Linked DNA regions of Homo sapiens: region 1 is linked to region 2. A link is a loop called in an ENCODE intact Hi-C map of the cell type or tissue named here. Cell type or tissue: heart right ventricle. All regions are shown on one strand. Each heading gives the region's core, and the rest is flanking DNA. Links, peaks and the distances in the headings are about the cores only.

Region 1 (5,379 bases), core at 289-5,288, 260 kb before region 2:
ATGAAGGCAGTTTGCACTTGTCAGGTCCTCCTGCAGGATCTTGTTGCAAGAATCTGGTGATGCCCATCTGTTTGTGGAGTGTGCAGCCAGGAGGATCTGCTCGGAGGTGAGACTGCACCAGGGCTCCCTTTTGTATGTCCTAGGTCTTGGGGGGGTGAAGTCTTTGACTAGTGTGGCTGACCTTTGCCATGCTCTTTTGACCTGTTTCTTTTTACTTTGTTCTGAATTGTTCTTTAAGTGAAGGAAGAAAATGTTCAAAGAAGGGACGAGCTCGCTACCCCGACCCCAAACTTCACAGATGGTGAGGGCCTTGTTCTGGTGTTTATTGGATTCCAATCCTTAGTGCTTTTCTGGTTCATGTTTCAATATGTGCTTTCCAGAAATCAAAACACAGAAATCTACATATTTACGGCAGCGGGGATGGGGTGGGGGGTGCGGGGAAACGGGGGACTGTGCTGGGCTGTTGGGAAGAACCCACTGGAAATGAGAAAGTTCCTCCTTTCTGCTCAGGGATGGATCCCAGTATATTTTGCTTGTCACATCCAGACCTTATCCAACTCCCCAAAGACTGACTTCATAATGGCAGAGAAAGGTTTCCTCTTAGTCTGTCTCTGAGATCAAAAGGGGAGGTCTTTCCTCAAGCATTAGGTTGTATTTTTGTTAGGATGAGTGAGTGAGAAGAGAATATATTAAGTAGTCCTATGAAGGTCTTTGCTGCTGGTAAGGTGTGTGTATCTAGGAGAAGTCTGACCACATAATTAGCTGAGAAAGGTCCGTCTTTGAGTGTCGAATGATACTTGCATCTTCATAGTTAATTATAAGATGTCAGAGCCGTAAGTCAAATTTCATGTTTAGGTCCTTATTCTAATTCTGTGTCCAAAGAGTAGTATAAAAACAAAGTAGGCCTGGCATGGTGGCTCACACCTGTAATCCTAGCACTTTGAGAGGCCAAGTCGGGTGGATCACCTGAGGCCAGGAGTTCGAGATCAGCCTGGCCAACGTGGCGAAAACCTGACTCTACTAAAAATACAAAAATTAGCTGGGCATGGTGGCGGAGGTTGCAGTGAGCCGAGATCGTGCCACTTCATTCCAGCCTGGGAAAGCGAGACTCCATCTCAAAAACAAACAAAAACAAAGTAGATGTTTAGTTATATATTTATATTATAAGAGAATCACTGCTATTCATTCTTGCCACAAACATTTGAGTGCTTTCTATGTACAAGAACTGAATTTTCTTTTTTTTTTTTTTTTTGAGACTGGATCTCTCTTTGTCTCCCAGGCTGGAGTGTAGTGGCACGATCACAGCTCACTGCAGCCTCAACTTCCTGGGCTCAAGCGATCCTCCCACCTTAGCCTCCCAAGGAGCTGGGAGTACAGGCACATGCCACCATGCCTGACTAATTTTTGTATTTTTTGCAGAGATGATGTTTAGCCACATTGCACAAGCTGGTCTTGAGCTCCTGGGTAAGCAATCCTCCCGCCTTGACCTCCCAAATTTCTGGGATTAAAGGCATGGGCCACCGTGCCTGGCCCAAGCACTGAATTTTTATTAATGTAAGAGATTTCTTTGTCTTTTTTTTCTTTTTTTTTTGAGGTGGAGTCTTGCTCTATTTCCCAGGCTAGAGTGAAGTGGCACAGTCTTGGCTCACTGTAACCTCCACCTCCCAGGTTCAAGTGATCCTCCTCCCTCAGCCTCCTAAGCTGAGATTACAGGCACATGTCACCATATCCGGCTAATTTTTTTGGTATTTTTAGTAGAGACAGGGTTTCAGCATATTGGCCAAGACTGGTCTTGAACTCCTAACCTCAAGTGATCCATCTGCCTCGGCCTCCCAAAGTGCTGGGATTACAGATGTGAGCCACTGCGCCCGGCCGATATTTCTTTGTCTTGACCGTTTTTTTTTTTTTTTTTAGAAGACAGAGTCTCGCCCCGTCACCCGAGCTGGAGTGCAGTGACGCAATCTCGGCTCACTGCAACCTCTGCCTCCCTGGTTCAAACGATTCTTGTGCCTCAGCCTCCTGAGTAGCTGGGATTACAGGCATGCTACACCACACCTGGCTAAATTTTGTATTTTTAGTAGAGACGGGGTTTCACCATATTGACCATGCTGGTCTCAAACTCCTGGTCTCAAGTGATCCTCCCGCCTCAGCTTCCCACAGTGCTGGGATTACAGGTGTGAGCTACTGTGCCCGGCCTGTCTTAACCTTCCGATGGGGCCTATGTGTTTAATTCCAAACATACAATGTAGGATGATTAAATCAGGATAATTGGGGTTATCCCATCACCTCAGCATTTATTTCTTCTAAGCATTTAATTACAGATCTTAGAATTGTTAGTGGCTTTAGACTCTTTACTTTGTCAAATGAGAAAAACAAGGCCTAGAGAACCTAAGTAACTTGCCTAATGATTTAGAATCCAGAACTGCTATGTCTCTACCAGTATATATTTTCCCCTTCACATCCTTCACTAATTGCTTAAGAGCAAAAGTATGCAGTTATGGCCGGGCGCGGTGGCTCACACCTGTAATTCCAGCACTTAGGAAGGCAGAGGCAGGAGAATAGCGTGAGCCCAGGAGTTCGAGATCTGCCTGGGCAACATAGTGAGACCTCGTTCTCCACCAAAAGGTGGGGGGGTGGGGAAGACAAAACCCCCAAAACCCAAGTGTAACTACCTGCAAAAGTATGCATTTATACATTTCATCTAATATATACAAATATTAAATATTTAACAGACACCAAACATTTAATAATTTTGCTTGTCTTCTCCAGCCTGAGAAAAGCTTTGACAGATGTCCTGTCTCTAAAACACACTCACTGGAAGCTTGAGTCGTTGCTGCTGGGTCCTCTTAGTAAGTTTCCTTAGAAGCACACAGAACATTTAACATGTTCTCTATCTTGGGAGTGCTGTTCAAAAAGCAGAAGCAGCCCAAGGGCATCTTCTTTTGCCACCAGGTGGCACGCTTGTGAATTGGGAACTGGTGGAAGGAATGAGTCAAGGTGAGGGTTGCACTAAAATGAATCTCCCAGCTGGGCAATGTTGAGGAATCTGAGTGGGGAAATGCTTCATTGCAGAGAATGAAGTCTGTCTGATTTGCCCAGAGATCACAAAAATAAAAGACAGAAAAGCAGAACATGAAAATGCTACAGGAAAGGTGGGATCGGCACAAATGATACCTTGGCACTATGTCCGTGTGGTTTAAGGCAGAAAACTGAAGGGCTGACTTGGCCCTGAGGAGGAAACTACTCAGTAGCAGAGGCAGGAAGGGCCCAAACCACAGGTGAATCCACCCAGGTTGAACGCCCACACAGAGGTGTGTGGGTGGGGTGGGGTGGGGTGGGGTGGTGCAGCCTGACTGCCTCCGCTGCAAAGGATGTGCCTTTGTGTGCAGTGTGACATCCCTCTCTAGCCTTGGCGAACCTGGGAAACACTTCGTCTCACATGTCCTTGGAAATGTGGGACCCACATGTACCATGGGCTCCTTTGTACCACTGAGAGTCTCCTGAAAAGAGTAGGTCCAAAAAAAGGGGGGCTTGAGCCCAAAATGGGCTTCTGCACCTTATGGACACATGCATCAGCTCCTGGGCAGGTCAACTTAGGAGCCCTTCTAGTCATCCCTCTGGCTATCCCTCCCCTCAGTTCCTTCTTTCTTTATTGCCATCTTCCTCTGTGGATGTTCATCTCCCCAACTCTTCATTCTGAGCCTTCTGGAAGCACCCTGTGTCTTCATGCTGCCATCAGGCACTGTCCCCCACACTCACTGACTCCGAGGGTCCTCCCTCCACCTCCTCCCCCAAACTCCTCCCTGACACCAGCCAGTCCCCACAGTTGCTGCTCCCCCGGCAGCACGACAAAGCTCCCTTCTTCCATGTCCCACTTCTGCCATACCAATGGCCGGGCCTGCTTCTGCTGTACCAGTTGCCAGGCCCTGCATCTAGAGATCCTGGTTTGACTACTGTGGGCAAAGCTCTGGTGGTTCCGACATGCAGCTGGGATTGCTAATGAGTGTATGAGTTCTATGATTGTTTCTCCTCACTGCTGTCAGTGGCCAGTCCTGTGCCCTGGAGACTTGAGGGTGGGTTCCCCATCCTTCTCTGCTCCCCAACCTACTACCTTGTCCTGAGGTTCTAGTGTCCATCTATTTTGCCATTCAAAGTAATGGCAAAAACCACAATTACTTTTGCACCAACCTTCTATAGAAGGCCCTGTGCACTGTCTGATCTGGAATTTCCTGGTTCTCCTTTAGCAGTGGAGTCATTGTCATCTCTATCCTACTTCAGCCACCCTGGGCCTTGTCATTTCTCCCTGGCCCCTCTGTTCTTTGTAGTCTCCACTCCCTCCCTGGGGGATTTCATGGACACCACTACCACCCTCTGTGTGCCAGTAAGACTCCAGAGTATATCTGTGGATATACCCCACCTCCTGCCTCCAGTTTCCAGAACCTTTTTGCTGCTGCCTGCTGGGCCAAATGCCTCAAAATCTGTTTTACCCCTCCAATCTATTGGCACCCCATCTCCCCATCATGTAAGACAAAACCAGGGATATTTTTCTCCTTGCTTCTTCACTGTCCAGGGCCAGCCCACCCAAGGTCCCAGGCTCACCTGGCATAAAGCCACCCCTCCCCTTCATCCCACCACCTCTGGTTGATGCCCTCATCAGCTCTTTTCTGGGTCGCTGACTGGTTGTCTCCTGGCTGACCTTTCTCCAATTCTGTTCCCCTTGCACTGTCCTTCACTGCTCCCAGAGGAGTCCTCCTAAAACATACATCTGCAGCTCACCCCCTTACCATGACGGAGGAGGCCTCCGGGGGTTCTGCCCTCTGTCCCTCTCTAGCCTCACACCGGCAGCAATTCTGAATGATTTTGTGACTCCTAGGCACTGACTCCACTAGTTCTGTGATATTTGGTCTTGAATGTCTCTCCCTTCTCCCCTGACCCAAGTGATAGACCTTTCTCCTCTTCTACCCCTCAGCCTGGCTGCACACATCACTTGTTTTGAGCCCTAGGAATCTTTTTCTGAGCCTTCTCCACTTGCCCACTGCCTTAGTTTCCCAGCTCAGTTCTACATAATACTCTGCCCTGTTTTAGCCTGTACTTGCTTCATTGTATGGTAATTATGTGAGTCTGTCTTCCCCACTGGGCTGTGAGCCCCTTCTTTGTATTCCCAGGCCAAATGATAGGAGCTCAATTCCCATTTCATCAATAAGGACACGTTACACAAGTGCTTGCTTTGTTACTGATCCAGCCTTGTTTGCCATTAATTACTGACACTCTAGCTTTAGCTTTATTTCTCTGTTCTGTGATTCCCCTGTGTCAATTAGTTCATCATCTTTAGACCAACCTTGAAATATACTTAAGGAGCTACTTAAAAAAAAAAACTAA
Region 2 (5,379 bases), core at 110-5,109:
TAGTTTAGATGTACCCAGCTGCTCTTGCCTGAGCTTTTCTGGCCTCTAGGCTTGGGTCTGTTTCAGGTCTGCTTTACACGTCTCGATTTCAGGTCAAAGGGTGACAATTGCCTGGTGGCATGCTTTTCTCTCATGGCAGAAGATAGAACCTCAAGAGGACTGGCAGCAACTCACCATGCCTCTTATAGACTCAGCTGGTCTATAAGACCAGAACATTGTTACTTCTGCCCACATTCCATGGGCCAAAACATCACAGGGCCAGGGCCAAGGCCAAATTCAATGAAGTAGGAGGAATATTCTCCCTGTAGTGAACCACAGCAAAAGCAGGCAGGGGAGGAAGAATCATAAATAATAGATTCAGGCCCCCAGTGCAACACCAGGCATCTACAGTGTTCACATAAATGGGAGCTATTATCACTATAGTATCAAATAGGAAAGGTATTAGAGATAGCACTGAATGTATAATAATTCTAAAACACACCTTAAAAGCAATTTAATTTTTTAAAAAACCACTTTAAAAAGTCAATCGGTTTGTAATTTTGTTCTTCTCGTAATCAGAGTAGGCATATATGGTCCCTCTGTGTGAATCTGAAAAAAAGGTGCCTCTCTAAGCAGATGAACCCTAGGGCCAACAGCTAGGCAAGTGCATAACAAGATCCCCCTTCCATGTGGTAAATGCAGCTCTGCAAAGAGCCCCTGGCTGGGCTGGGAGAGCTGAAAGGGAGCTGCCCTCTCCACTGAGCCTATTGTGCAGTGCACGACCTACACACCGTATGTTGCAGCACAGCTCCTAAGAGTAGAAGGTGGCCTGGGAGCCTCATCCTGCTTTCGGTTCTGGTTCATTGACACCATTGCTATAAACAATTTCCTTGGAGCTTTGATTCACAGCTTTCTTTCTGCTTTCCAAGTTATGGACTAGAAAATTGGAGCTTTGGGGACACACTGGCACCTATTTCGCAGAGCTCCTGCGGCTTTTTACGTCTCCCATCTGAATCCAGACCCAGGTGACCTAGCAGCTCCCAGACAGCTCTAGGGCCTGGAAACTGGGATCACAGAGAAATGTACAGACTTACACAACTTAATTTTCTTCATCCTGACTGACAGGATGAGGACAGAAGGGAAGAGGAGGGAACTCTAAAGAAGCTTTAGAAGGCACTGACATTATAAGCTTGTGGATAGATAAGCAGCTCATGGGGAGTGGAGTGCGAAGCAGCAAACATGGGGGGAGAGATTGATGGAGGCACCCCAGGGTGGGGAGCGGGGAGATCCTTATGTCTACACATAACAACTGCTGTGAGAAAAGATGTGCAATTCAGTCCTGCATTGCTTATTTGGAAAATTAATTAGTAAGTGGTTAGCAAACAATGGTTCCACTGAACAGAATATTAATCTTCCCCCAAATTTATTTAGACCCTAGGCATAGAGGGGAGAGGAAGAAGGAAGGATCTGGCAGAGGAGGAGGGAGGGAGGGAGAGAAAGAGAAGGGTACAGGATGGGAAAGGATAGGAGAGGAGGGGAGGGAAGGCAGGACCTGTATCTGCTTTGTTCCCCAGGATCAAGCACAGGACCCGGCCTGGAGAAGGTGCTCATTAACATGAGAGTGTATGAGTGAAAGAGAAGGGAGATTGCAATATTGACATCCGTGATTCTACTAAAAGCATCGCCAGTTGACTACAGTGAGACATCTTACATTCCCACTGATCTGCTAAATATGTTATTTGGAGAGTCACCCCACACTCTTTGTAGCATAACTCATCAGTCTTGTCTACCGCCTATCTCATCATCCTAGATTTAGTTCTTTTCCCCCTCCTGCAGGCAGTGTAAAGGCCAGCATCCCGCGCTCCTTGCCCTCTCGCCCTCTCCTGCTTCAGTTTTCCTGTTTTCTTGCCTGTAAGTGTCTGTTAGACACTTCCTCTGAGGTTTATTTGCAGTCTGACCTGTGAATCTTTGAAATATTCTCTCTCATGGTCTCACTCCAGTGACACCATGAGCAAGGCATTGGTAATGACAGCTCATTTGGAGATATTAGCGGCTAGGCTGTTTTCTTTTATGCTGTCTAGGTGTAGGCTCTGGAAGAAGACGGAAGCACTGAAGGATGTTTCCTGAGTGAATTTGAACACTGTGCAGAAAAAAAACCTGGCTTCCTTTCATCTTTAAAATGTAATTGGGTCCAATCAGGTCTAAAATGATAGTGTCTGGAAGTCCACTCTCAGGAATGAGTCCTACCATTGGTCAACCCAGCCTCCTTGCCAGACCTTTCCAGATCTGTTCGGAACCCAGCTGCTGGAGTGGAGATTCAACATTCTGGGTATGGCATGTTTATTTCGAAACAATCATGAGGCTTGATTTGATGTAGTGAAAGAAATTAGTGCTTGCTGAATACGGCCCAATTATTACAGCATTAATTCATACGGATTAGCAGCTGACATCGGCTGGGAAGCACACATCAGGACATTTCAATACGTTTGGCTAAAAAGAGCTGCCTCTCCATGGATGCCGAACTCCCCAGCTCCACCCCCAAGCCCAGATGATGACTCCATATGGGAATGACTTTCACATCAAGGGCATGTAGCGTTATTTTAATATTAGCTGGCAAGGGACAAACAGAGGCATGGTTGGGAGATGCCCCGAAAGCTGGTCATCAAACAGATCCCCTTTAAGACCTACTTTTTCCCAAGCCCAGGTTCTAACCACTAAATGACTCTTCAAAGATGGAAGAAACTGGTACATGCTAATAGGAAACATAACCAAACACTTTCTTGTGAAGTATCAAATTTAGTATGTGAATCTACACCTTGTGCAAGCAGTTAAGTATGTTCTCAGCTGCAAGTAACAGTAGCTTAAACAAATAAAGGACTGTTTACTTACTGTTATGGAACTGAACTGAGTCCTGCCCAAATTCATATGTTGGATCCCTAATCCCCACAACCTCAGAACGTGGCTGTATTTGGAGACAGGGCCTTTAGAGAGGTGACTGAGTTAAAATGAATCATGGCCCTTGGCTGGGCCCTTTATTATTCAGAATTCTCCACAGAAGCAGAACCATTAGGGTATGTACACACACACAGAGATGCACACACACACACACACACACACACACTGTAAGGAATTGGTTCACACAATTTTGGAGGCTGGTAGGTTCTAAGGTCCAAAATCTACAGGATGAGCAGGAAAACTGGAGACCCAGGAGAGCCCATGTGTGAATTCCAGTCTGAGTTCCAATGCCTAAGAACTAGGAAAGCTGATGGTGTAAATAAATTCCAATCTAAAGGCCCAGAAAGAGCTAATGTTTCAGTTAGAGTCCAAAGGCTGGAAGAAAGCTGATGTTTCAGTTCAAAGGCCATCAGGCAGGAAGAATTCTCCTGTACTTATGGAAGGGCCAGCCTCTTTGTTCTCTTCAGGCCTGCAACTGATTGAATGAAGCCCACTTACATCAGGAACAGCAATCATTTTATTCTGTTTACCCATTTAAATGTTAATTTCATTCAGAACCACCCTCACAGACACACCCAGAATAATGTTTGACCAACTATCTGGGAACCCAGCAGCGTAGTCAAGTTGACATGTAATATTGACCATCATGGCCCAATCCAATCTGACTGGTGCCCTCATAAGAGGAAATTTGGACATACAAAGAGGCACTGGGGATGTACCCATTAAAAATAGCCATCTGCAAGCCACAGAGAAAGGCCTCAGAAGAAATCAAATCTGCCAATACCAACAGCTTGATCTTGGAGTTCTAGCCTCCAGAACCATGGGAAAGCAAATTTCTGTTGCTTAAGGCATCCGGTCTGTGGTATTTTGTTATGACAGTCCTAACTAACTAATATACACACACAGCAAGAAGTCAAAGGATAGACAGCTGCTGGTGCTGGTTCCACAGTTCAGTGGCATCCAGACACATGTCTTTAGGATTCTTTTTGGCCTCTTTTTATGTATTAGACCCATGGTTACATGATGGCTACGGCACCCCAGGCAGGAAGAAGCAGTAGGAGATAGGAATTTATCTCTGTGAGGCTTCAGGAAGAAATAACCTCTCCAATACACAGCTGCCTACGTCTATTGGCCAAAACTGCGTGGCCACTATGATTTGTCAGAGAAGCTAAAAAATAAAGTATGAACCTTCCCAGACTTTACAGTGAAAGAAGGCAAGGGAGAGGGAGTTGGGATTGTATGTTGAATGAGCCTTCCTACAATACCTGTCACAACTTGGTTAACAGAAAGAATTTCATGCCAGGAATGTTTTGCACACAGTGGACACTAGATAAAGTCATTGTGACTGAAATGGTGAGGTTGAGTGTTTGTGATTCTCATCAGGCATGTTTTCTGTCCCTCCTCAGATCCCCTTGGTACCATCATTTCTGGGCCCCTTGGCCACTGGCTTTTTCTCACTCTATAGAGACCCACCAGATCCATTTGGGCCTGAGCAGTTTCAGCATTTGGGGTTGCTTGCCAAGAGGGTCAGACCCTCCCTGTAGGGACTGCTGTATCCCAAGGCTCATTAGCCATGTGGCCTTCTGTTTCTAGGTTTTTGTTGTTGTTTTGCCACTCCTGGTTTTGAATGAAACATTTCACCTTAAGGTTCTGGCTTCCCAAGCAGCTCCCAGCAAAGCCAGGTATTGCTGGGAGATATGAGAAGAGTCAATTCCCCCGTGGAGTAAAATTTGACCAAAGGCAAATAGGGAATGAGAGAAAGTCCAGTAAATTCCCTCTTTCTTTCCTCTGTGGACTTCTACAAGATATGGTTTCTCTGTACATCCTCATTGGAGATGTCCACACAACTGAGTAGACACTGGATTAATTTTTTTGTGGCTGCTATAACAAATTACCACAGACTGGGTGGTTTTAAATAGGAATTTATTCTCTCACAGTTCTGGAGGCCAGAAGTTCAAAATCAAGGTATTGGCAGGGCCTCATTTCCTCCAAAGGCTCTAGGGGAGATTCAGTTCTTTGCTTCTTCCAGGTTCTGGCAGCTTCAAGCACTCCTTGGTTTGTGGTCACACCACTCCAATCATTGGCTCCATGGTCACATTGCCTCCTCCTCTGCTGCCTGTCAAATCTCTCATGTCTCTTGTGAGGACACTCGACATTAGATTCAGGGCCCATCTAGATAATGCAGGATGTTCTCTTCATCTCAAGATCCTTAATTACATCTGCAAAACCCCCTTTTCCAAATGAGGTCACATTCATAGGTTCCAGGAATTAGAATGTGGACATATCTTTTGAGGGGCCACCATTCAGCCCACCACAGACACCCTCACTGAACAATGAACAAGGCTGTGTCTCTTCACAGCTCATCATGAAGCAGTGGCTGGAATAGAAACGTATCCACCTTGCATTGCTCCCCTGTCATTTCTTTTGTTCTTGTTCTCACTGTCT

What was found. A loop is a pair of places that touch in the nucleus more often than their neighbours do. Peaks named below come from ENCODE experiments on the same cell type or tissue, not always from the same donor. Only the 100,000 strongest peaks of a DNase experiment are listed, where the experiment ranks them.
Region 1: a loop joins it to region 2, with 2.8 times the contacts of the local background. A loop is called at or near these places in 13 of 110 quality-filtered maps.

The regions. Positions count from the first base shown.
Region 1 is chr4:54,680,856-54,686,234 of GRCh38, forward strand. All of the region lies in intron 1 of KIT (KIT proto-oncogene, receptor tyrosine kinase), which reads left to right. Among named protein-coding and RNA genes, the nearest start is that of KIT, 26 kb to the left of the region's middle. In heart right ventricle, for the core only: a CTCF peak has its summit at 2,943 (motif pointing right); a DNase peak (open chromatin) is centred at 2,946.
Region 2 is chr4:54,944,076-54,949,454 of GRCh38, forward strand. No RefSeq gene overlaps it. Among named protein-coding and RNA genes, the nearest start is that of LINC02358, 100 kb to the left of the region's middle. In heart right ventricle, for the core only: a CTCF peak has its summit at 1,987; no DNase peak of the experiment used is centred there; H3K27ac peaks cover 779 bases.